Regions from separate parts of the Mus musculus genome. Here regions 1, 2, 3 and 5 are each linked to region 4. The links are chromatin loops, found by intact Hi-C in ENCODE. Cell type or tissue: gastrocnemius. All regions are shown on one strand. Region 1 has its middle 100 kb from the start of Gpc4. Region 2 has its middle 73 kb from the start of Gpc4. Region 3 overlaps Gpc3 (glypican 3). Region 4 holds the start of Gpc4 (glypican 4). Region 5 overlaps Gpc3 (glypican 3).

What was found. Hi-C counts contacts between places; a loop is a spot of excess contacts. Peaks named below come from ENCODE experiments on the same cell type or tissue, not always from the same donor. Only the 100,000 strongest peaks of a DNase experiment are listed, where the experiment ranks them.
Region 1: it touches region 4 in a loop (2.2-fold over the local background); 6 of 42 quality-filtered maps call a loop at or near these places.
Region 2: it touches region 4 in a loop (2.6-fold over the local background); 2 of 42 quality-filtered maps call a loop at or near these places.
Region 3: it touches region 4 in a loop (3.0-fold over the local background); 5 of 42 quality-filtered maps call a loop at or near these places.
Region 5: it touches region 4 in a loop (1.8-fold over the local background); 4 of 42 quality-filtered maps call a loop at or near these places.

Annotation. Positions count from the first base shown.
Region 1 is chrX:52,266,310-52,271,309 of GRCm38, forward strand. No RefSeq gene overlaps it. Among named protein-coding and RNA genes, the nearest start is that of Gpc4, 100 kb to the left of the region's middle. In gastrocnemius, no CTCF peak of the experiment used is centred here; a DNase peak (open chromatin) is centred at 2,783.
Region 2 is chrX:52,235,263-52,240,262 of GRCm38, forward strand. No RefSeq gene overlaps it. Among named protein-coding and RNA genes, the nearest start is that of Gpc4, 73 kb to the left of the region's middle. In gastrocnemius, no CTCF peak of the experiment used is centred here; no DNase peak of the experiment used is centred here; H3K27ac peaks cover 361 bases.
Region 3 is chrX:52,344,713-52,349,712 of GRCm38, forward strand. The region is part of intron 6 of Gpc3 (glypican 3); the gene reads right to left. Among named protein-coding and RNA genes, the nearest start is that of Mir6384, 31 kb to the right of the region's middle. In gastrocnemius, no CTCF peak of the experiment used is centred here; no DNase peak of the experiment used is centred here.
Region 4 is chrX:52,162,923-52,167,922 of GRCm38, forward strand. It overlaps Gpc4 (glypican 4), which reads right to left and starts at 2,001. Exons shown (of 9, transcript NM_008150.2): 1 at 1,694-2,001. The coding sequence starts at 1,853. In gastrocnemius, a CTCF peak has its summit at 2,586; DNase peaks (open chromatin) are centred at 699, 1,527, 2,120, 2,445 and 1 more place; H3K4me3 peaks cover 2,872 bases; H3K27ac peaks cover 2,753 bases.
Region 5 is chrX:52,276,011-52,281,010 of GRCm38, forward strand. The region is part of intron 7 of Gpc3 (glypican 3); the gene reads right to left. Among named protein-coding and RNA genes, the nearest start is that of Mir6384, 100 kb to the right of the region's middle. In gastrocnemius, no CTCF peak of the experiment used is centred here; a DNase peak (open chromatin) is centred at 3,101.

The sequences.
Region 1 (5,000 bases), 100 kb after region 4:
GTAACTGCAGTTCCAGGGCATCTGGCACTTTTCTGGCCTCTGAGGACATCGCACATGCACATGGTGAACATACATACATGCAGGCAAAGCCGTCATTACAAATAAAGTAAAAATTAATAATAAAAAGTGTTATAGGGGCTGGCAACATGGCTCAGTCGATAGAGGACCTGCCTAGTGTGCACAGCGCTCTGGGTTTGATTCTCAGCAGCATATTAGCTGGGTGTTGTGGTGCAGGTCTGTAATCCCATCCATCACTTGGGAGGTAGATGCAGGAGGATAGAAAACTCCAGGTCACCCTCAACTATACACAGAGTTCAAGAGTAGCCTGAGTTATGTGAAACCTGTCTCAAAAAAAGAAATGGTAACAAAAGAAAACAAACCATCAAAAAATTAAAAAAAAATCCCTCATCCAAACATTAGTTACAAAATGAAGCTTCCACTGAGCAGACAGACACATCTAAAATTCTGAGTCAATGGATAAACTAGGTAGGAAGAAGCTCAGGCAACTTAAAGGTGCATTTATTTCGCCTGGGGTAAAACACATTTGTGCATTATCTCAACATGTCTCTTGAGGACCTTCTATGTCGAAGTCCCTGGAGATGAAATGGTTTTTCCTGAAACCCCGTGCCTTGTTTTCTATCTCATCCTCTCTCTCTTCGTCCCTTTTCATTTTGATTTTTTACAAACTTTCTTTTCCAGGTTACTTATTCTGTGTGAGCAGGAATAGGAACATTTGCCCCAGCATGAATTCTTTCCAATCATGGCCCCTGGGTTCACCACCATCACCCTTTTGAATGAGGAAGGTCTCCAGCTGCTTCTGCTGCTGCTAGGTGACTCGTAGCTCCTTGAGCTTTTGAAGGGCCATCCAGACCAATTTTCTTTCCAGCTTCTCCTTCTGGTGGAAGTTTCTGTCGTGGGCAGTGTCAAGGTAAATGGTGAGCCTAGATGCACTGGTTACCTCTGGATAGGCAATGTGAGCTGTACTAGCTGGTGGTAATGATATTTCCAGCCAGGTACCAAAGGATAGGGCTGGTAATGGGTTGCACTTTCTCATGTCCGGAGCTGTGGCTGTAGTAAGTAGGAAGAGCCTGTCCCACTGATGCCTGAGTAGGGTTGTCCCTGCCACCAGAGCCCGGAACAATATACATTATTAATTATTTATTTATTATTATGTTTGTTTGTTCTGATTTAGAGTGGCAGGGTTGGAACTCAGGGCCTTAATACATGATAACTAAGTACTCTCCCTCTGGATTATATCTCTCAGGGAACTGACTTTGTTCTATGGCTTTTTGAGGCAGGATCTTATGATGGTATGTGGGCAGACCTCCAACTCCTGATCCTTTAGCTTGACATTGCTGAGATCATAGGCACATGCTGTCATTCCTGGTCATTTTATGGTTTTACAATTTTTTCTTAAGCTTATTTGTTTTGTACACACACACACACACACACACACAGAGAGAGAGAGAGAGAGAGAGAGAGAGAGAGGGAGAGAGAGAGAGAGAGAGAGAGAGCGAGAGCAGAAATTAGAGGCCAACCTGAGGGTATCTGCTCTCTCTTTCCACCACGTGCATCCTGCGGATTAAGCTCAGATTATCAGGCTTGTTTTTAACATCTCTTTATGCTTTAGGGTCTACACAAGGCTCTTTGTTTCTAGTTGCTGCATAATGCTTCATGTGTGCTTCACTGCATATTGCAACTGTGCCTTATCCTGGGGACTTGCTTTGCCTCATCATAACCAGGAATGGAGCAATGAACCTTGTGTATAGTGCTCTACAGACTTGTGACATACTGTTTAGTCTAACTTTCCCCCCTCTACAAAGGACATTTTCTCCACGTTCCTCATGTTCCTTTACTTTACAAACTATCCAACTTCTGTGCTTTCTTCTATGCGTTCTTTGGGGATTGCACATTGCATGGACTGCATTCTTCTTCTTTGCCTATCACAGTCCTATGGCATAGGGTGTTTAGATTTTGTTGCAGTTCCCTATTTGAATCAGACAGTAGATGTGAAATCTGAAGAAGGTAGGGGTTAGATCTGCCATATTCTGTCTTTAGTATGTGATACGGCATATGCACAAAGTGTTACTCATAGTACTGGGGACATGAATACTGGATCCATCAGACACTTATTTGGTAGCAACTTCATGCCAACCCTTTACTTTATTAAAAAATAAAATCACATTTATTTCTTTAATGTATGAAGGGCATGCATGCCACAGTGTACAAGTAGAGAACAAATGGTGACTGTTGGGAGAGGGTCCTGGGGCTGGAAGTCACTGTCAGGCTTGGTGGCAGGCCTCTGTACCCACTAAGCCATCTGGCTGACCTCTGCTCTATTATCAATGTGTATCCTTCAAAGTTTCCATATACCTGTGAAAAAAAAGCAGTAAGACTATTTTATTGGCCCTTTGGCAAACCAAGCCAATTAGCTACATTCTAACTAGCACCACTGCTTTTTGAGTAGCCCCCTTGGAAGGCAATCATTATGCCAGGGAAAAGTATCCTCATGTTTTTTGGAACTTTTCTTTGAGGGGGAAAAAAAAACCCTTTCCTAATCCACAGAATATCTTTTGAATCTTCTGCGTGGGGGAAGGGGTTGTTTCTTGAAGGCAATCTGATTTTTGGAAACAGCTAAAAGCCACTTGGCAGCAGAGCTAGGGAATGAGGTGTGTGATCAAGCTGAAGAATATGACTATTGGCTCCAAGCAAGGTGCGAGCTTCAAGAAACAAGACTGATTTGCTTGTATGGCACACAAAGCGGCTCAGCAGGGCTTCCAGAGGAAGACTTCCAAACATGCTGAGGCCTTGGCAAGAAAATAATTTTACTACTACTACTACTACTACCCGCCATCACCACTAGTAACTGCACCCCTGCCCCACCCCCATGCACACCATGGTGGGGGGGCCCACAGGGATACTGTTTGATATATCATGTAGAGAAAATAAAATCTTTAGAATTTTGTTTTTGAAAACTAATAGTGGTTCTGGAACAGTGGTGCATACCTCCTCTCGGCACTGAGGAGGTCGAAGCAGATGGATCTCTGTGAGTTCAAGTCTAGCCTTGTCTACAAGGGGAGACAAATTCTCTCTCGAAAACAAGCAAGCAAGCAAGGCAACAAACAAGGAAAAGATGCAAGTATGAGATAGAAAGACATCGTTGGTAACCATTTCTCAAAGCTGTCTTGGTAGTTCAATTGTTCACAAGGTAATTTGTCTAGCATGGTATGAGGGACTAGAGATATAGCTCAGTTGCTATAATGCCTGCCTAATATTTATGAGGTCCAACATCACACAAAGTAGGTTTGCACATGCCTGTAACTTCCAGAACTCTGGGAGGAGGTGGCAGGAGAATTAGAAGTTTAAGTCATCCTCTATTACATAGTAAGTTCTAGGCTAAAATCATCCTCTATTACATAATGAGCTCTAGACTAGCCTAAAAGAGATCCTGTCTTAGTGTCAAAGTTCATGGTTTGCAAAGGAGGGCTCTGCATTCTTAGATCCCGAGCCTCTGTGGAAAGACAACACCCTCTCTTCTACTCTGTATAGTCTGTAGCTGCACCACAGGCACAGCAATGGGCCTAACAGGCCAACAGAACTACTGATCCATCTCGGCCTGGAAAAGGAAACATGTGCTTATGGGCTTTCTAAGACATGCTTAGAAAAGAACCAAAAAGAGGTATAACAATTATTGATGAAGGACAATCGTGAAAAGCCATTATTTTACCCTTAACTTCGTGTTCTTCTTTGTGGGAGAGCCAGATCAATGGGCTGACGTAACAGGAAGGGAGATGTAGACTCCACTGAAAAGGACTGGGTCACATTATGAGTTGTTTGTTAATATAATCCCAAGTGTTTGAATATACATCTATGGGGGGAGAAGAGAAAGTGACCAAACCATCAAATGTTTAACAGTAGGGGTGGGGGTGGTACTTGGTGGTAGAACGCTTACCTAGCCATTTGTGCAAGGTGCTGGGTTCATCTCCAGACCACATCTCCCTAATTAACAGTGGACACCAATGGCTGTGTCACTCAGCTTGCCATTATGGTAGCAAAATATCCGAGGTGATTAATGTTCATGATGCCTTGTCACGGAAACTTCATTTGCATGACTCTCAGAGTGGAGACATTTGTTACAGGAACAGAACATGGTTTCACAGCTACCAGTGTATTACTTTTGCTATTACTACTACAACTATTTTTTATTTTTACAATGACAGGGAAAGTTTTTAGATGACAACTGGGTTAAAGCCCTTCTTCTGGTCTGTTGTTGCTAGTGAATCAGGCTGCAAATCTAAGGAATGAACACTCTCAGTGTTCCATTTTCATAAATCCAGGACCAAAGGTTCTCACAAACCTCAAATTCAGAAGCAAGAGCAGCTTCATCCTCAAACTACCTCCAAAACAAAGGTAGTTTCTTGGTCTTTGTATCTCACCAACCATTGTGAACCGTGCACGTTATGTCAGAAAATAAAACCAGCAACGAGACAAAACCAGAACCTGTTTAGAAAAAGGCAAGTCCCACATCTCTAACTTGCATTTGCAGGCATTTCTGAAAGGGACAACGACAAGCGGGTATTGGAAAGTTATGCTCGGCAGGAGACTTACAGAAGAATGTTGGGGACAGCAGGAGTGAGGACTTAGATGGGAAGCTACGCTGTGATAAATAGTACCTTCTGCTTCCCCTGGTGACCTTCTACTCTGGGACTGAAGCTGGAGCTCCCGCGGGGAACTATTTCCCAGAATCAAAGAGAACTGCCCAACCTCTCCCTGCACCTCACCCTGGCTCTCTGTATTGACAGTAGCTGGTAGAAAAGCCACGTACAGAGCATTACATACATGATAAAAAAAGAAAAATGGCAAATTGGTTATTCCCAGAATTCTCTGGCAGCAGGAAGGCAATCAAAGTAAAATAGTAAGTGCCATGCGTGCTTAAGATGTTGTCTGTGAACAAAAATGGAGTGAAGTCAGAGTGCTGGGTCTACGATTCATGGAAGGAC
Region 2 (5,000 bases), 72 kb after region 4:
AATGGAGACAGAGGAAACTTGAATATATGGTTTGATGAGGCTGAGTGAGAATTAAATCCAGATTTATCACCGAAGAACACAAATTTTTCTTAGAAGAGGGTTTTTAAAAGAAATTTTCCTTTAAGTAGCTTTTTTTTTTGTATCAGCTTGGTGAATCAAAAGTATTTTCTCCAAGTGTGTTTGGATATATGTGGAGGCATACGGCAGACTTCTGGAACCTCAGGATGGTGCCTAATTATATCCAGCCTTGGCCAAGTTAAGTCAGGAGGGTATTCAGTCAGCAGGAAGGGACAGGTTAGGCTGGGACATTTAGTAAGTTGTTAAGCATTTTGAGGACAAATACTTATAGCCATCAAGTTGGGCAGCCCTGACAGAAAGGCAAATCTGAGGTTGGCCTATATTTCTTGCTCAGTCTGGAGTTGGCACAGTGAGCCATAGGGTAACTTATGGTGAAGAAAACATATCTCACATTGCCTCTGTTTTCTCAGGACCTCTGGAGTGTTCTGGTATCTTCCTTGATGTTTGGGTCTGGGGTGAGCATGGTCATCTGTTCTCAGGAGCTATAGTGTACAATTCATGGTTGTTCCTCTTTTAGCTTAGAGATGTTTTAAGTGACTTAATGGCCCTGGTTCTCATTATCCTCTGATCCTCAACTGCCTAGACTTGCTCTGATAGGATCTGAGGCTTTCTTCTTACCTGTCCAACTCCAAACACATTTCTTTATTTGAGACAGAGTTTCTCTGTGTAGCCCTGGCTGTCCTGGAACTCAGTCTGTTGACCAGGCTGGCCTCAAACCAATTGGAGTTGCACTGCAAAAGAAGACTCTCAGACAAGCTAAGCTGTGAAAAAAAGAAAAAAGGTGCAGTGTCCAAGATGCAAAGAAGATTCTGTGAGACCAGACCAGCTGCCTGGGAGAAGCAGAAACCCATTAGGCATACTGAAAGAGGTTTAGACCTACTGATGCACGTGGAAAGGACTCTCTCCAACCTGTTGAGCTGCCTGCAGGCAGTGCACTGTGCTCCAGGTTCCCAGCTTTGTGAACTGTCACCCACGCTGGGGTGGACTTTGGTGATACAGCTGCCTCTGAGTCATTTCTGCTCCTGTAAGTAGCCCATCACCCATATTCCTGAAAGCAATACCAATAAAACTCATTGGTCCACCAAGTTGAATTTTGATGGTGTCTGTACTTTGGTCTGTTGTGGGCTTCCTGTCTGGGGTGAGTGGATAGGTGTGTTGTGTCTTCCCAAGAAAAGTCTAATCACCTAACAGATGAACATACTTCTGCCCTGGAGTCTGAAGACCTGAGTCTGAAGACCTGGCTTTGACTTATAGCAAAGGTTTGGTCAAATAACTTCCCTTCTTTTGGGCCTCAGTTTCTTCAACAAAATCAGAGATTAAGTTTGTCTGATTCTCCTTCCTTCCTTCCTTCCTTCCTTCCTTCCTTCCTTCCTTCCTTCCTTCCTTCCTTCCTCCCTCCCTCCCTCCCTCCCTCCCTCCCTCCCTCCCTTCCTTTCTTCCATTCATTATTTGAGACAGGGTCTCATGTATTCAGACAGGCTTTCAATCTGCTATGTAGCCAAATATAACCATAAACTTGATCTTTTTGCCTCCACCTTTAGTACTGAGATTAGAGGCACATGCCACAATACTTAGCTTATAGTTGGAACTCAGAGCTTCATTAATGCAAGGTAAATACTTTATTAAGTGAGATAATCCCTAGCCCCTGTTTCCCTTTCTCTCAATTTTATACTTTTCTGTCTCCAGTTTCTCATTATCTTCGTCTTCCATTTTGTTTGTTTGTTTATTTATTTATTTATTTATTTTGCTTTCTCTTAGGTTTTACTGGCTAATTCTTTTCTCTCATCTCCTTACATTTCCCAGTCTTCTTCGATTTTTACTTTTCTACTGAAGCTGTGCTACTCTCTAGACCCTTAATCCTATGTTCTCCCATGTTCTTCCTCTCTTACATAACGATCAGAAGGAATGGAGCATATTGATTGCTTCAAGTGTTAAAGTGTGCTTTTAAATGCTCTAGTTCAATCTGGGCCCAAGCAGGGTTCTATCACTTTTCCTTTCTTTCTTTCTATTTTGTTGTTGTTTTTTTTTGTTGTTGTTGTTTTTTGTTTTTTTGTTTTTTGTTTTTTCGAGACAGGGTTTCTCTGTATACCCCTGGCTGTCCTGGAGCTCACTTTGTAGACCAGGCTGGCCTCGAACTCAGAAATCTGCCTGCCTTTGCTGGGATTAAAGGCGTGCGCCACCATGCCCGGCTCACTTTTCCTTTCTTAAGCAGCAGTTACTGCTAATAGAATCCACTTCTTATCATTGTGCATGACCTACACAGGGCACTTGTTTTGTGGGTCAGTGGCCACATAGGAGAGGTTCCCTGCCCTTGACTGTGGCATCTGACCCACTTGGTTAGCACAGTCTGCAAGCAAGGCTTTGCTAAAAATAGAGAGCCTGGGTGAGGGCATCTTAGTATTTCTTAGGGCTTGCCTGATGAGTCTGTGAGGAGAGAAGGGAGTGGCTCATTTTTCTATATAAAGCACTGACCTTACACACATTTCTGCCTAGAGTTTTTATCTAAGAGAGAAACCCTTGTGTAACATTGTAGCAATCGGACCCTAGCTAAATCCATGAGACTTGTTGGGAACAATAGTTGGCCTTGGTGAAAAATTCACATGGGTCTCACTAGTTTTTTCTCATAATCTGGCTGGACTTGGAGCAGTGAATGTGCCCCAGGGTGAGCAATGGTGGCAAGCTGGGTTGCAAGAACCTACTACACAGTTGTGTGTTCACAAGCTGGAGACCTGCAGCCTCCAGGACCCACTCCATGCTTTACTCACAGAAACTTCAAAGCTCAACTTAGTTCCAGTGGGAATTTCAATTCTAGATTTAGTGACAAAATTTTGAGTCTCAATCTGAGAACCCCATCCTACCTATCTTTCTGTTTCTCAATTGAGATTTGCTCTAATTGTTCGGGGGGGGGGGTGGTCTCTCTTTCTGCCCCAAAGGAAATGATCATCTCTTTAGCATTACAGATTCTTTTATGTTTAATGATAGTTCTCAGTGCTTTTCTCCTCTAATGTCTGCTACATTTACAAATATTACCTTAGCATCCACAGGAAATCCGTTAGCTCTCCAGTCAGGTGACCGAATACTACAGTAGCCAATGAAGACTCTAAAGGAAGGAGGAGGAGGAGGAGGAGGAGGAGGAGGAGGAGGAGGAGGAGGAGGAGGAGTGTGGGCTACCCACCATAGCAAGAGTTTGTGTTCTACAGGGTCTGCTCAAATGATCAGATTCTCAAATGATACAGTTAAGATTCGTGCACATGAAACTGAAGAGATGGCTCAGTGGTTAAGGTTAAGAGCATCTGTTGCTGTTGCACAGGATCTGGGTTCAGTACCCTGCATCCACAAGTTGGCTCATAGTCATCCATTCCTCCAGTTCCAGGGATCAGATATCCTGTAATAGCCTCTGTGGGCAACAGGCATGAACATGGTACACATATGTAGACATAGGCAAAATATTTATACACATAAAAATAAGAATAATAACTTCAAAAATGTGCATGTGTGGATGGGGGACTCACAAACCTCCACTCCTAGATGGAGATCTATTAAGAGTTGTTAGCTTCTTCTAGAGGAAATTAAGGGTGTGGCTACTGGTAGGTTGACCAAGCTCCAGCAGGTGACCACATATCTGTGAATGTATGAGCAAGACAAATTTGACACTGAGTTTTAAAAAGACAGACAGAGAGATGGAGAGAAGCGCTCGCGGGGCGGGGGGAGGGGGGCAGAGAGACAGGAGAGACAGAGACAAAGAACACACAGAAGTTGGTAATGATGTGGTATGGATGGATCTGGGAGAAATAAAAAGATGAAATTGGCATGGATATGATCAAAATACATTGTATAAAATTCCCAAAGATTAATAAAAACATTATATTAAAATTTAAGGTCTGACTCCATGAGATGGACCTCATTCTTGACACTGCTCAAGTAGCTAAGAACCTGAGACTGGATAGGTCATGGGGCCAAGGGGGAAACCAAATACTATTGCTCTGCTTAAGGCTTGTAGTGACAAAATGATTACTAATGACATTAGGCTAAACTCAGATCTGTGCCTTCCTCAGCAATCACCAGAGAAGCTGCCTTCTACAATACATGGGAACAAATACAGAGACCCACAGCCAGACGACATTCAGAGAGTGAGAAATTTTGGAGCACTCATACCTAAATTGGATGTCTTCATCAAATCCTTCCCCTCAGGGTTCAGGCAGCCACGTGGAAGAGAAGGCAGAAAGAGTGTAAGAGCCAGAGGGGAGGGAGGACACCAAGATAACAGTGTTTTCCGGATAAAACAGAACTGAAGCCTGTATGAACTTGCAATCTCCATGGCAGCCAGGTGGGGTACCCAGTACAGAGATGGGGAAGTAGACACTGGCATGCATCCCTAACCAAGAAGCTATCAAAGTAGACACTGGCATACATCCCTAACCAGGAAACTATCTCCAATTGACAACTGCTCACAAAGGATAAGTTAGCTCTCCCCAAAAAAGTCTCACTGGATATACAAACCACACTTAAGAGCAGGCCCAATGCCCAGCAGTAGATGGTCAACACGAAATAAACTCAATGCTATTTTTGTAGAAGTTTTGTCTCATATTGCTTTGTTTGGACAACTTGTTTCTTATGCTTGTTTATTATGGTTTCTGATTTTGTATTTTTATAGGCTTTTGCTTTTTTGCATCTCTCTCTCTCTGTTTATTATGTTTTTTCTTTTCTTTTTTTATTATGGTTTGTTTGCCTGTTTGTTTCCTTTTTAAAGATAGAAAGAGAGGGCATAGAGTTGGAAAGGAACTAGAATAAGAGAAACTGTGATCTAAACATATTGTATGGATTATTTTTCAATAAAAATTATTCATGTTAGGTTGGCAGTTTTGCCTAGCATGTACAAAACACTGGGTTCCATGGCCGATACTGCACATCTTTAAATCTAG
Region 3 (5,000 bases), 180 kb after region 4:
GGGCATTTTAATCTGCATAAGAAATTCCTATATTATTTAAAAGATGGGAGTAGGTGGATACGAGACAAACAAAACAAAACACACGTACACAAAACAACCAAAACAATAAAAAAACGGAGGAGATGTGGAAAAGCACTTTTAGCTAGAGAAGGTAGGAATCAAGGCAACGCAAAACCTCTATGACTTTTTGTACCAGAGAAAGAAGTTTTACACACACACACACACACACACACACACACACACACACAAAAGAAAATACATAAAGCAAACTAAGAATAGAAGTCAGGTTGGTGTTTATCGTGCTAAAAGTAAAGAAAGGGGAGAAAGAATGTAGGTTTCTAGAAGCCAAAGGTGGGGCTGACTTAGGGGGTTTTCTAGTCTTTGTGCCCAACATGGGACTCTTGGTGAAAAAAAGCAAGCCTGCATGTGCATAAATGGCACAGGGACATAACAGTATCTCAAAAAGACAGTGTTACCGAGAATAACTTTAAAGCATTTGGTGACTGGCTACAGAGGATAGAGTATAGGGCTAGTGACATAAATGATGATTTAATGTGAGTGGGACAGAGTAGGTCCTAGGTTGCAGGAATTATTACAGGACAAGCTGTCCTTCATGGATACTATACCCTGTAGCAAGCATGAGAAATCTGTGCAATAAGGGAGGGTGTGCCCAAGGTTTTATGTACTTACAAATAAGAATGCTTCTCAATTTCTACCTATCTACACATGAGGCATGAGTCACCCCAGGTCTTCAGGACCCAGGAAGACCAGAGTCTTAGAAATCAAAAGGGTGCATGAAGTTCTGTTTCATCTCAGCTGTTCAAGCCTCAACAAGTTAAGCTTGAAGTGCAAAGGAGCCAAGAAAATGAAAGTGCCTAGTACTCGGGCTTTGACAGACAGAGTAGGTTGCTTGGTATCATATTTGAAAGTGATAGAACAGGAGAGAGAAGAAGGCGTAGGACATGGCTTGATGTCTCTGTCAAAAATAAGAACCAGCATGCATTCTCCAAGTGAGAGTCAGAACAGAGAGAGGGGAGAGAAGACTGTGGGTTTTCCAGTCCTTACTGAGTTAAAGAGATTCTGAACAAATAGAACAGGGAACTCACAAGGAGGACATGGTACTATTCTAGAATATTTCTTAAGAAAGTGAAAAAAGGAGTACTCTAGATGACTTTATTATTGTTGTTGCTAATTGAGACAGTTTTCGCAGTCCAAGGCTGGTCTTGAACTCCCTGTGTAACCAAGAATGAACTTGAACTTTGGATCCTCCTGCTTCTACCTTCCAAGTGCTGGGGTTACAAGCGTGTGCTACCACACCTGGCTTTCTAGATGGCCTTTGGAAAGACCTAGAATATTCTATATATCAACTTTAAAATGCCCAATGTAAACAGTTCTTAATTTTGTGTTTTTGTTGTTGTTGTTTTTTGTTTTTTGGTTTTTTGTTTATCGAGACAGGGTTTCTCTGTATAGCCCTGGCTGTCCTGGAGCTCACTTTGTAGACCAGGCTGGCCTCGAACTCAGAAATCCGCCTGCCTCTGCCTCCTGAGTGCTGGGATTAAAGGCGTGCGCCACCAGGCCCGGCCAGTTCTTAATTTTTAATGGCAAAAAGGGTTCCCTATGTGTTCTCTTCCTCTCTGAACATGTCTATACATTTCCTTACCCCAAATTTACTATTTTTCCATGTGCAAAATATATCCACCTTGTCTCAATGTTTTTTAACTGCATCAACTCTAACTCCAAATAATCTCAAGTGCCATTAGCTCCCATCAATTGAAAATTATATCATCTAACTCAAAGATGGATGAGATTAAATACACGACATCATAGGGCAAGATCTGTGTGCTTCGAAAAGCAGATAACATGATCCATTTTCAGAATATGATAGCAGGGCAGGTGTTAGACAGAGACATTTTGTCCAAACAGGGAAATCGGTGGGTCAAAACTAGAACAAAATAATTCACTTATTCATACAAATATGTGTCACCCTACTATGTGTTTTAGGAGCACACAGCCCAGTGCTGAGTAGGAGGACAAATCTCCACCCTTACGGAAAGGCTGTAATCCAGCTCCCCTGCTACCCATCCCAAATACTTTGTTGGCCTTCTTAGCATCAGATCTGATCAGCAGGGCACAAGTGTGTGCTGAGGCAGAGAGAAGAGAGAGCCTGAGTGTTTGGTGAAAAGTCAGGTTAGGTTGGCTTGCTGTCTGCATATGCTTGAATAAAACAACAGGCAAGGTGCTGTATACCATGCTAGGGAAACAGAGCAAACTACAAGTAGCTGCTATAATTAGAAAAACACAGGACTTGCTTTCAAATAAGGAAATTTGTTCTAAAAAGGTATGGAGAAGGCAAACAGTCACTGCTTCCCTCTGGTTCCCCACGCCTCTTTGTGAGGCTGTCACGAAACACAGTAGTCTCTCCAACACATCTAAGCTCCCACAGTGGCAGCTGAAGAAAAACACGATAATCTCTCCCGATCTTTCTCACAGTTTTGGTAATTTTTGAGACTTCAGTGAATGGATGACACTCAACATTCAACATCCAAGGAGCCACTTTTAATTGGGATATTGACTAAAAAAAAAACGTGTAACAAATTGATTAAAGAGTAATAGTTAACACATTCATCAGGGAATCTAAATACCTCATTGTGAAAACTTCTTAAGGTTCAATGAGGGATAAATGTTTACAGGTACTAGGGTTTCCTTTTAACTGTGGGACCTGGAACAGCTACTGGTCTGGTTTGAGTGGGTTATGACATATACTACATTCTTCTGAGACCCACAGCACTGCCTATTCCAATCCTTATGTCCTGGCTAACAGGTAAAAAGTGACAGGGCCAAATTTAGAGACAAAGCAGTTCTCATTCCCTAGGCTATTCCACCAGGCAGTAGACTGGAAGGTTTAATAAATTTTCATGGCAGGCTTCACTTCCTTTCCTTGGAAACTCTTGCAAGATTAGCTGGATTGCTTGCTACCAATTTCTGCCCTCTAACCCCCACCTTCTCACCTACACTCAAGAATGGACATTACAAAACCCTGATCCCTGTCCATATCTTTCTCATGTTCCTATCCCTTCAGTGGCTGTCACTGTCAAAAGAGTACAACTCTGGATTCCTTCTTATGCTATCTATAGCCCCTGGCATTTTTGACACACCTTTTAAGTCTCATCTTTCACTCCCCACCTCTCTGCTACTCCAGCTTGTGGCCTCAGCTCTCTAGCCACATGTCTACTGATGTACTTTCATGTCTTTGAGCCACTGCTCATACCACATTCCTCTGCTGGGAAGATCCTCCCTTGCAATCATTATCTGCCAAAATTCTCCTTGTCTTTCAAAGCCTGGTTTAAAGGCTACCTATTTTTGAAGTCCTGTCTAATTCTCTCAGTAGAAATGAATCCTTCCCTTCTCAGGGTTAGCAGGACCTTATTTATGCTTCACTAATACAAGGCTAGGATAGTAGGATTGAAGATATGTCTCATCATCTACCTTGAAAGAGATCACGCTCAAGTGGTATCCATATGCTCATAGTGCTGGCATATAGTTGCTCAGTGTTGGATGAATGGATCCAAAAGATGATATATCTACATGAGATGACAGATGTGTATGTAGAGTGGATTCTGTATATCCTTATTAATGTACATATATAGCCAATCAAACTTAGCACCACATAAAACACAGATACCTAATACATAAAATAACTCCTAATATGACAGCCTGTATGTATAACCACACTTTACTATATGTTCTGCCTTATAGGCTTCATTTTGAAAGGGTCTCAAAGAAATGATTACCGCTTAAGTGACTTCCAAGAATGACAGGGAAGAACAGAGTCCATGCACCCAAGGAGAAGTTCATTTCGATGTTGAATCTTAACCTCTTAGAGTGAAAACCCGTAGCTTCAACAATTTGCACAGGAAGTTATCTGATGGCAAGTATTGATCAACCAATTTGCCACACAATAGTCCAGAAACCAACATAAATAAAAAGATATCAGCAGTAAGATCACCGCTTCCTGCTTCTGGGCTGGACATCTTTCAGCTCTCCACCTCCTTCAAGAATCCATACGCAGCAATAACGAACTGCCTCTAGCTTGGCTTAGGCTTTTGTATTAGCTCATTAATGAGTCTGGATTCCTTCCCCATTTTCCATGGTATCCCAGGCAGAGACAAAGACTCAGGCAGCAGGGGGCAGCTTTCCTTTTGCCTGATAACAAGTGCTCACTAGTCTCTGTCTGTAGTTAACAAATTCCGTAGGTCTTTGAAGGTAGAGCCCACAGAATGGGTCCGGCCTGCTCTAAGCTCTGCAATGCAAAACAGAGCTTCTCTGCAATTCAAATAGAGCTCAGGAATTCGGGCCTTAAGCAGTGTTCCCGGCATCTCTGACATCACCCCAACAGCTGAGAGTGATGGTGTCTTAAGGAAAGCTCAGTAGCCCCAAGCCTTGTAAATTCTTTCTGCTCTGCTGGCATGTGAAATGCACACACACTCACAAATACGTTGTATGCTTTTCCAAACCATTCTAAATACCTCCTGGTAGACATCTGCCAATAAGGATCCCATGGCAGCCACATTTTAAATATAGGAACCTCTCAACATCTTCAGCCAGAGAACAAAATGCAAAAGGAATGCAGATTAACTTGCCATGAACTTTATAGCTCTGAAGTCTATTTGATACTACTGTTCCATGAAAGGCCCTGGTAGGATGAAGATCAAAATGAGACTTCTGGATCATGTACTAAGATCCCTAAGCTGCACTCGGAAGGTAGCTTGCCTATTAATAGAGTATCTAATTTAGGGCAGAGTTCAAACTTGGGGGAAATCTAAAGAACTGATTTAAACACACACACACACACACACACACACACACACACACGCATCATGCATGCAGATACCGTCTATATTTCATTTATCAGCTTCATTTTCTCTTCAAGCACTTTGAGCCAAACTAAATTTTCAACAGTTAAAAAATCTGTTGGCTAGATACATTGTTTCCAAGAATCT
Region 4 (5,000 bases):
ACAACTGTAACCTTCACGCCAATCATCTCTGAAGCACCCAGGCTCGAGCCGTGCAGGGCACAAAGACCTCAGGTCTGACCTGCAGAGCTCCCAAGCTTCTGCGGCTGCCGGTTCAATTCTCTTTTGCTGGCAGGGCAGGAGGAAGAGGGAAAAGAAAGGGGGCTTTTCAGAGCTCTACAACCAATAAAATCATGAGTCTGGGAGGACATACTTGAGTTCCCAAAAAGACAGGCAGCTGAAGGGCAAACAGCCTTTCATCAGTAGCCTGTGAGTTACTTGACAACTGCCAAGGTGCAGTGGACGCCTGGGCTACTACCAACAATTTCTTCAGTTCTATTTCTAGATGGAGCCCGATTACACTCTGAAAGTACCCAGCCACTTCCCTCAATTACTTTTGTAGTTTATATGTAATTGATGACCACACTTAATCTCCGAGGTTATTAATAGCCTTCCAAAAGATGACCCCCAAGTCTTCTAAAGCTTTTGGAAGCGCCTGGTTAAAATTACAGTATTTCCTTTGCTGGCTGCTGGCCCCCTGCCTGCCCCACCCGGGCAACCAGTACAGCGAGGCAAAGGCGCACTCTGCACACTTCCATGAATGGTTCGGAATGGAGATTTGGCCTTCGGGGCTCGAATCTCTAACGCCTCCGTTAGGTTAAGCTGGCCAAAAGCCAGTTAGATTCGTAGCTCCTTCAGAGTCTCCAGGGTGAACAAGCTACCTGTGCCGTTTCGGCCGCCAGCCCGCAGGGCTGTGCGCAACAGTTGGCGGCTTCAAAAATCTAGTACAACAGGGAAGGAGGACTAGCCCAGGCACTGCCACCAGCGGGCCTGGAGACCTCGGGAGCAGGAGGGGAGGGCATACCTGATGCAGCCTCCCCAGCGCTCTAGGAGGACTTCCCCCAAATACCATACACAACCCCCCGCAACCCCCCCAGCGCTGAAATCCGGTGAACTTTTTCAGAGGCAAAGCCATCTTCATTTGCATAACCATCTCCAAACTGAGATTTAGGTTTCCTGTAATCAGTCCTTTCAAAGGTCTGTAATTGAAAGTGCAATTAACCCTTAAAATGAGGTGAGAAAAGAGAAAAGGAAGGGAAATACCCGTTTTATCCAACACCTTCCGGAAAGCTGGAGACTTCCCAAAAGTCGGGATTTGAAGGAGTAAGAAGAGTTCGCTTTTTAAAGGTGACTTCTAAAGCCCTTGCAGCTCCTAAAAACTAAACCGTGTCAGCGGTGGAAGAGAGGCGGCGGGGAGAGGAATTTTAGGAGACCGTCAATGAGCGGCTCATTCAAGTCTCACGTTTTGCGCCCCTAGGAATCTGCAAACTCCAGGAGGTTCCCCACCCCGCCCCCACTCGGCCTCGTCGTCACCCACACAACAAAGCGGGGAACCCAGTAAAGAATTCAACCCGGAAAAGGCGAGAGAGCCCAAGCCACGCACGTTGAGGGCCAGAGTCCCTAGTGGCTTCCCGGGAGTGAGAGGGCTGGGGTGGGGGGCAGCAGCAAAGGACCTGGGTGGCACTGAATAAACCGGCGGCGCCCCTCCACTCGCGGTGCCCGCTCAAAGCCGGGGCTGGCTCTCCTGCCTGCCCGTTTCTCCCTCTCGGCTACCTGATGCGGCGTGGGGGGGGGCGCCCCTTTTCCCGGGGTGCCCACCGCTCGGTAATGGGGAGAGTGCAGGATTCCCACCTACCGTTGATCTCATAGAGGGGGGCATCATTCTTGTTGAAGCCTTTGGACACGTAGAGACGTCGCACTTCCGAGCAACTTTTCGACTTGAGCTCCGCAGCCAGCAGCGAGGCGCTGAGCGCGGCCAGGGTGCAGAGGAGCGCGAGCAAGCCTAAGCGTGCCATGGTGCGGACCCTGACGGACGCGCTCCCACCTTTAGGGGACAGAATGAGACCCGATGGAAAGCAGCGCTGCGGAGCGGGCGGAGAGGCGCGGAGTGAACACTCACGAGCGGAGCGAGAACCGGGGAGTTGAAGTTGGTAGTGAAGGAGGAGGAGGAGGAGGAGGAGGAGGGCAGGAGGAGGAGACGCGGGCGAAAAGTGGAGCTGGGCCTCGAGTCAGGCAACGGTCCCCGGTGCCAGGCGCCCAGCCGGGGTGCGGTACGAGGAAAAAGGCGTGGAATGGGCGCGGGACCCAAGGGACTAGGGAGAGGATCCGTGACCTCGGGACTCCGAAGGCTAGAGAACCCGGGCCAGCTAGCCAGGGGCGGAGGGGCTCAGGGAAGGAAGGGAAGGTGGCAGGCGTCGCAGAAGAGCAGAGTGTGGGCGGCGTCGGCGGGCGATCGCTGGCGCGGGGCTTCAGCCACCCGGCGCTGCTCCGCTCACCCAGCCCGGCTCAGCTCACTGCCCTCGGCCGCACGGCTGTGCCCTTCTCAGCTCTGCCGCTGATTGACTGGCCCGGCTCGCACAGCGAGGCTCCGCAAACTTGGCCAAGCGGGGCGGCCCTAAGGGAGGGAGGGGGCGGGCATGAGGGGGGGGGCGAGCCCGAGACAGGCGGGAGCACGCAGGGCCGGGCCGGGAGAAAACCTGGAAGCTGGGTTGGATCTGGAGCGGGCCAAATCCACTTCCTAGGGGGCCCGCACGGGGCGCGCGGCGCTCCCTCTTGCGACACGCCCTGCTGGGCTCCTCCCTCCTGCCCTCCTCTTCAGAGGCGGGGAACCTGCCCCCCGCCCCCCCCCCCAGCAAGAGAGGAAAGGGCAGTTTCTTCCCGCTTAAGGGGCCAAGTCTCAAGAGATCCTGGTGATCTGGATCTTGGGGCCTTGAGCCCCTGTCTGAGCCACAAGCCTTTCTCCACAGCCACTTGACAGGCTATCCCCATGGGCCTGAGCAGCACTTAGCCCTCCAGCCCCAATACCAGCCTCGCTGCTTCTACCCAGCATCCAGGGCCACTTCTAACCAACACCTGGGCAAGGAAGGCACACTCACATACTGGCATTGCTTTGATCCAAACAACGCGGGGTGGGGGCCGGGGGACCTGGAACTCACAGCTGGGCTGAGAGGCTCACCTAGCCCCCCTTGACCCATCACAGTGTTCCCCCAAGAGCACAAGCTAGCCCCTAACTCTAGCAATCATCTTCTCACCTGCTTCATCCCCACACACTGTTCAACGCACGCTCACACCCTAAGTTCTGCAATAAATATACACAAACTCTGAAACTGACCAGAAAACAATCACTGAACCTCAAGGAGATGGAGCTAAATCAAGGTTGCTCAGAAAAACTTTTGGCCCCACACTGCCCTGTGTAGGGTATAGGAATTGACACCCCACAGAAAGAAAGAAACGCTAAGAATTAGCACTCACCTAAGGTCAATGTGTCCAAAGTCCCAAGACTCTTGAATGAAAAGACTCTAGTGGTGGCAGGGAATGACAGCCCAGTATTTCCAATTCTTCCCGTTCTACATTTAGTCACAAGAAAAACTGGGAATGGGTGAGTCTTCCCACCTTCCAAGCTTTGTCAGATTCCATTAATGAGTGTTTTTGAAGCTCCCAGGGCTCCTTTAATGAAGGGAACCGTGCAGATTGTGAACTTGTCATTACTGTTGTTATTGTTACAATCTGCTTTAAGAGCTCAGGGTGAGAAGTGCCTCAGACACTTCGGGAGTGTGCTGGGAACTGGGCAGATGAAAAGGGCTGGAGCTTATTATTTGGCTAGACTCTCAATTCCCATAAAATTACATAGGGTGAAGATACGAACCATCATTACAATTATCGCCCTCAGAGGGTTTGTGGAGACTTCCTCCACTGTTCTTTGGAAACCGTGCTGACATGGTTGGAGGTGAGGAGCTGTGGAGGGTGTTTTGAATGCCCACTGCAGACTCCTCTTCAATATATTAACTCTTGCAGAGCAGTAGCATGAACAGACACACTGTGACCTGTCTGTAAGTAGGACTTCCAATTTCTTTTCTGTTTGTTTGTTTGTTTGTTTGTGGTAGAGTTTTCTCCCTCCCTGTAGCCCTGGCTGTTCTGGAACTCTGTAGACCAGGCTGGCCTTGAACTCAGACATCCACTGGGCTCAGGCTCTCAAGTGCTGATATTTAAGGCCTGCGCCACCACACCCAGCTGTGACTTAAAATTTTTTATGTCTGGCAACACATTTAATTTATGCACACTCAGCTCCATTGAATTCAAGGAACTTTTAAATAATCCAGGTAATCCTTAAACTGCTAACCATGAGGTCCTCCTGGCACTGCTAGCGCTTAGCACAGCACCTTAACATCCACTGATGCATACATAAAGATATTCCTCAGCAAGGGAAATATGATCTGAGATGCGACCAACATTAATAGTAAAATGAAATTCCAAACTGGGTATATGATACACACCTGTAATTCCAGAAGGTATAGGCAGGAAAATCAAGACTTCAAGACCAGCCTCAGGGACATAAGGAATTTGTAGCTAGCCTGGGCTACATATGAGCCTCTTTCAAAATAAAGAAAAATAAAATAAATCTCTGACAATGAAAGAGAAAGGGATTTTCCTAACGTATAAAAGGACCACATTGGAACATTGCCTCCCACAGCAAGAGGAACTCATTTTTGCCCCCCTCAAGTCACTGATGCTCTTCCTTTTAGTGTATTATTAACCAAAACTTGAGCCTTTTCTACCAGAAACAGTAACCTCTGGCTACAGGCAGATCTGGACAAGTCTGAACTTTACCAGGGAAGGCAGGAACCCCAAGCCCTGCTCAGAGGCGGTTCCCACTTCAAAGCCTCCTTTCATTTAAATACAAACAGGGTGAACAACTGGCAATCTATGAAACAAATATCACCCAGATGGAAGCTTTTCAGATGGCCCTAGCTCCTGATGCTCTCCCCTCCCCCTCCCTGGCTCACCAAAGGAGGCTGGAGAAGCACCTTCACCAGGGTTGGAAGAATGCGGAGAGTTTTCAAACTGTTAAACTTCGCATGACTGTGGATTGGTTTTCACGTTTGTTTCTTATTATTATGGTAAAGACTACATAAAATTTACCATTTTAGCCATATATAGATATA
Region 5 (5,000 bases), 110 kb after region 4:
TATATATATATATATATACACACATACATACATACATATATATGTGTGTGTCACATGAATGCTTGGTGCTATGGAGGTTAGAAGAAGTGATTGGATCCCCTGAAACTGGAGTTATGGATGGTTATGAAGTGCTATGTGGGTACTGGGAATTGAATCCAAGTCCTCTGAAAGAACAAGAGCTCTTATTGCCGAGTCATCTCTTTAACCCACCCTACTGCTTCTTGAAAAACTCTGGATACCAAATATGTGGCAGGACAAAGGAGTAATAGATTCTCACTAAAAACCAAACCAAACCAAACCAAACCAAAAACCTCAATTGTTGAGTATATATCACAAAAGGGAACTTCCAAAGCATGACAAGAGGCATAGTTTCCACAAGTTCACCATGTGTCTGATTAAGAAACCTTGTTAAACTCTATAGGATATTGCAGGGAGTTCTTGATTTAGGGAGCTGACATGGAAATTATCAGTTCTGTTTCCCAAGAAATGAGTAATGATGGCTAAGGCCATGAGATCCCAGGCGTACATTTAGGCCACCAAATGGCCTCCAGGAACATCCTTATCTAAATTATGGCTAGAGATTGTTCGAAGCTCTCCTTTCGGCAGGAAGAGATGTCTATCACTCAATCCCTCAGTGCGGTGCCTGAGGTGTAAACTGACAGGAAGCCCAGCAAAGGCACACTCTGTGCTAGGGCCACTGCCACAAGGATTAGAGCTGAAAGAGGTATCTGAGAAGAATAAGGAAGTATTATGGGAGACAGAGAAAATAGGATCTTGGTCACAGATAAATAAGGACATTCCTGGAGGCAAGAAACAGAATCCAATTTCATTTAACAACAATGCTATCTTATGTATGGTGTCCCCAGGAGTTAGCAAAAGAAGGAAGGAAGATTTAGCTAGTCCTTCAAGGAATCCCATACTTCGGCAAGAGCACCACACCCATAGATAAACCAGATAGACATTCCTTAGATCACAGAGAGGGTTCATAGGAAGACAGTAGCAAATTACCAAGAGGATCGATAACAAACCTAAAGGGAAGTAGCTAGGATGATTTCTTAAGCCAACTTGGCTATCTCCATTAGGAGATGTGTGATGACCCACAGCAGGGCTCAAGAACTGAGATTGGAGGCAGTGGATTTTCAGTAAGACCATGTGGCTTAGGAATGCAACAACAATTGTGAATGCAGCAGGAAGGGCCGTCCCACAGTTTCTAAGGCAGAACCTGTACAATTTGATCTCTGTGCTTAGAAAGATCCCAGTTATCAGTGTGAAGCACAGCCCTAAGCCAGAATGACTCAGATATCTTGTCCTGACGAAATAAGAAGCCTGTGGGAACAGGAGCTGGGGATCAGTGAATAGCACATATTTAAAAAAAAAAAAAAGTCTACGAAAAACCAAACCTACACCAAAGGGAAACAACTAGGTTTTACGATAAACCAAACATATTCTGAGAAACACCACAAACTATTTTATTTGAAATCACTCATATTTTTCAGTGATTTTTTTCAGCCTATTTTTTCATCATGTTAAGTGTATGTTTTGAAGGGATCATAAATTGCTTTTCTCTTGGAGTGGTTCTTCTGTGAGAACCTTTTGGGCCAGCAAGGAGACTCCCCCCACCCCCCCAGCTTCATCTAAAAATCTGTTTCTATTTGTAATCAGTTTAACGATGCCCAGGGGGTAGACCCAACTATCTGTACTAATTACACACTCAGCCAGGACTCTTATTTTGCCTCAGTGGCCTTTGTGTTGTAGATTAGATGATCCATTTAAAATAACAGTCAGTCATTAGGGGCTGCCTGTTGTTTGTGTTGGAAAGCTTTTCTGCACTGGGCAAAGCTCTGAAAGGAGAGTCCTCTATTCCTGGTTATTGAAAATCTCCTCCTGGAATCCCCAAGGAGTCTTTACTATCCCCTGGGGTCTGGAACTCTAGATTCCAGGCCTTCCCACTTCACCTCTGACAAGGCATTTCCTACTTAAAGCTTCAGTTGCCCTATATGTCAAATCACGGTGCTGAACTGGTGACCCGTACATTTCCTTCCAGTTTTATTTTTCTGGTTTCGAGGCCCTTGGGACCTGGAAAAGGAGTATAGTCTGTTGCAGGCTGGAATCATTCCTTTATTCTTAAGAGCCAAGGCGGCCTCTTCCAACAGAGCTTCCCCATAGCAGGGTCAATCAGTTATTTCACCGTGGATATTTCTCTAGCAATCATCAGCTACGGAAGCTCTGGCCTCTTGAGTGTCCTAGTCTTGGATGAGAGACCCTGGCAATAAACAAATCCATGATGCACTGTTCTAGGTTTGTTTTTAACTCATGGTATAACACCCCCCACTAAAGCCACTGCCCACAAAGCTTTGGGGGAAAAGTTGCTGGGTTTGAAGGAGAGCCCCTCAAGCTTGCACAGGCAGTGGAGGAGAGGGATTTGGTGGCCAAGAAGGTCAGTCTTGGGATTCTTTCAATGCCTCCGAGGGCTTGAGCATATAACAATGAGGAAATGCTCATCCTCTGAGGAAATGGGCATCAAGAAGTTGCTATGGGAACGTCACTTACACTGACGGTACAGGGCAGCTCTGGTTGCCCTCAAAATGGAGGGGGAGGGAGTAGGGCTGGAAAGATGTATCAGTGGTAAAGAGCACCAGTTGTTCTTCCAAAAGACCCGGTTCAATTCCCAGCACCCACATGGCAGCTCACAACTGTCTGTAACTCCAGTTCCAGGGGATCTAATACTCTCACACCAAAGCACATAAAATAAAATAAATTCTTTTTTAGAAATGGAAGGGGAGGAGGCTAAGAATGAGGCTCAGTTGTGAAAATGCTGGTCTCAAGCACACAGTCTCTAGCCCTGTGTAAACTGGGTGTGGTGGCCGATGACTGGAATCTCAGCACTTGGGAGGTGGAAGCAGGAAGATCAGAAGTTCAAGGTCGTCTTTGGCTGAAGACCCTGTCTTAAAGATAAAAATGGCAGGAAAGAGGATGCTACTGCTAAGCCAAGCATGGGGGTTTCTTCCTTGCCAAGCCTGTTCCAGCAGATGGCTTCAATCTGGCCCTAATATAGCAACAGAACAACACTGCCATCCATCCCTGTGTTTTCCATTTGCTGTGTACAGTTAAGACATGAGTATGTGAAACCTCAGGACATTGCCTGGCATACCCCAGAGGATAAAACTGGGGGCAATCTCCAAGGAAACGGCACTCATTGCAACACTGCTCACTTTGCTGCCCATTCACATGGGCATCCTGGGGCTCTGCCATTGGTTTCTGATTCCCAAACAGATCTTGGTTTCCTTGTCTTCTGAACCACAACAAAAGCCCCCTTCCTGCCACAGTAACTCCACCTCCTTTATGAACTTTCAGGAGTGAAATGGGTACTTGGGACTTGAAAGCAGAAGCAAGTGGCTCTGCAAATGAAGCCAGGCTCTCTGGAGGTCTGCATTTTCTTCTTCAGATGTGGGTAAACAGGCATACTTCAGGCCTTTGGCTTTTAATTCTTAAATGGGACCCCGTTAAGAACAGGCACATTTCACAGTGTATCTTATTGACTACACTATGAGCTGTCTATAATAAGTGAGCTGTCTAGTTTGCCTACTTGATAACTGACTATAAAACCTGGCAGTGATCTCATGGCCTCTTCTGGAACAGGGTTAGGCAGTTAAGTCTCCACTTCATGTTCTATTGCTAACTCCAGCCTGCAAGCATCCTCAGCTACAACAGTGGGGTGTTGAGAGAATACAGTAGATTGTCCCCATTCAGGGAGGCATGGTCTCTCTCATCATAGGCCTATTTTTCAAGCTGGGGTACAATATCTTCAGGTTACACTGCACTGGGCTATGGACATACTTCCCAGGGATGTAGCAGAATAAAAGTACACTGCTTTATAGTAAAACATTCAAGGCTGGGGCTGGAGAGATGGCTCAGTCATTAGGAACACTTTTTGTTCTTGCAGAGGACCTGGGTTTGGTTCTCAGTACATATATGGCAGCTAACAACACACTCTAACTCTGATTCTAGGATGACTCTGATACACTCTTGAGGCTTCTTTGGGCTTTTGTATGTACATTATAAATCTATATCTATATATTGAGGCAGGAATGCTCTCGCGTGCATGCATACACCACACACACACACACACACACACACACACACACACACACACACACACAAATACATTAATGAACCTAAAAAATTACCTTTTAAAGAACAGGTAAGATTGTATGATGGAGTAAGGGTGTCCTGAAAACTTCATCAAACATTGCTGACTGAGATAGCCCTTCAAATTAGGTTCCATATCCTCACAGGCAGAGGTTTGATGGTGCTCTTTGAAGCGCATACGGTGGAAAGGTCTTAAAGGCACTGTTAGGTGACCCAAGTCACCTGCTACCAAACAACATTCTGACTCAAATTCCAAAGCTGACTCAATACATTCTCTTCTATGGTGACTCCCTTGTCAGGAGAGCACACCAGTGGCTCTCAACTATGGCTCAGGCTGTTTAGGTTTCTAATATAAAATTGTTGCCAGGAATTTGAAACACCAACTGTGCTTTATTATTGTTTGGCAATTAAGAAATCGCTTAATCTTTTAGAAAACAGCAAATGGTTTTGTTACATAATCTATTATAACATAGGCCATTATTATACTTATTTGCATGTGTTATGAATCAAGTCATATCCCCAAAAGGAGACTAGCTCGACACTGGATACCTGGAGAGTAAGAGCAGGTGCTGGCTATCCCTCACCAATCTCAGAAGCCCTGTCACTACCTTCCTTCCTCAGGAATGGTATTACTACACTCTTCTCAGTGGCTGTCCCTTCCCCAAGAGTGCCTAAAGCCCTGGAAGAATCAGTTCATCAAAACATTTCCTTCACAGGGAGAACTTAATTTATCCTCAGGAAGTGACAGGACCAAGAGACAGGTGAAGAAGAGAGGCCTTTTACAGTTATTGTTCCTATTACTGTTATCATTAATTACTATGACTCTCTCAGAAGAAAACGTTTGCAACAAT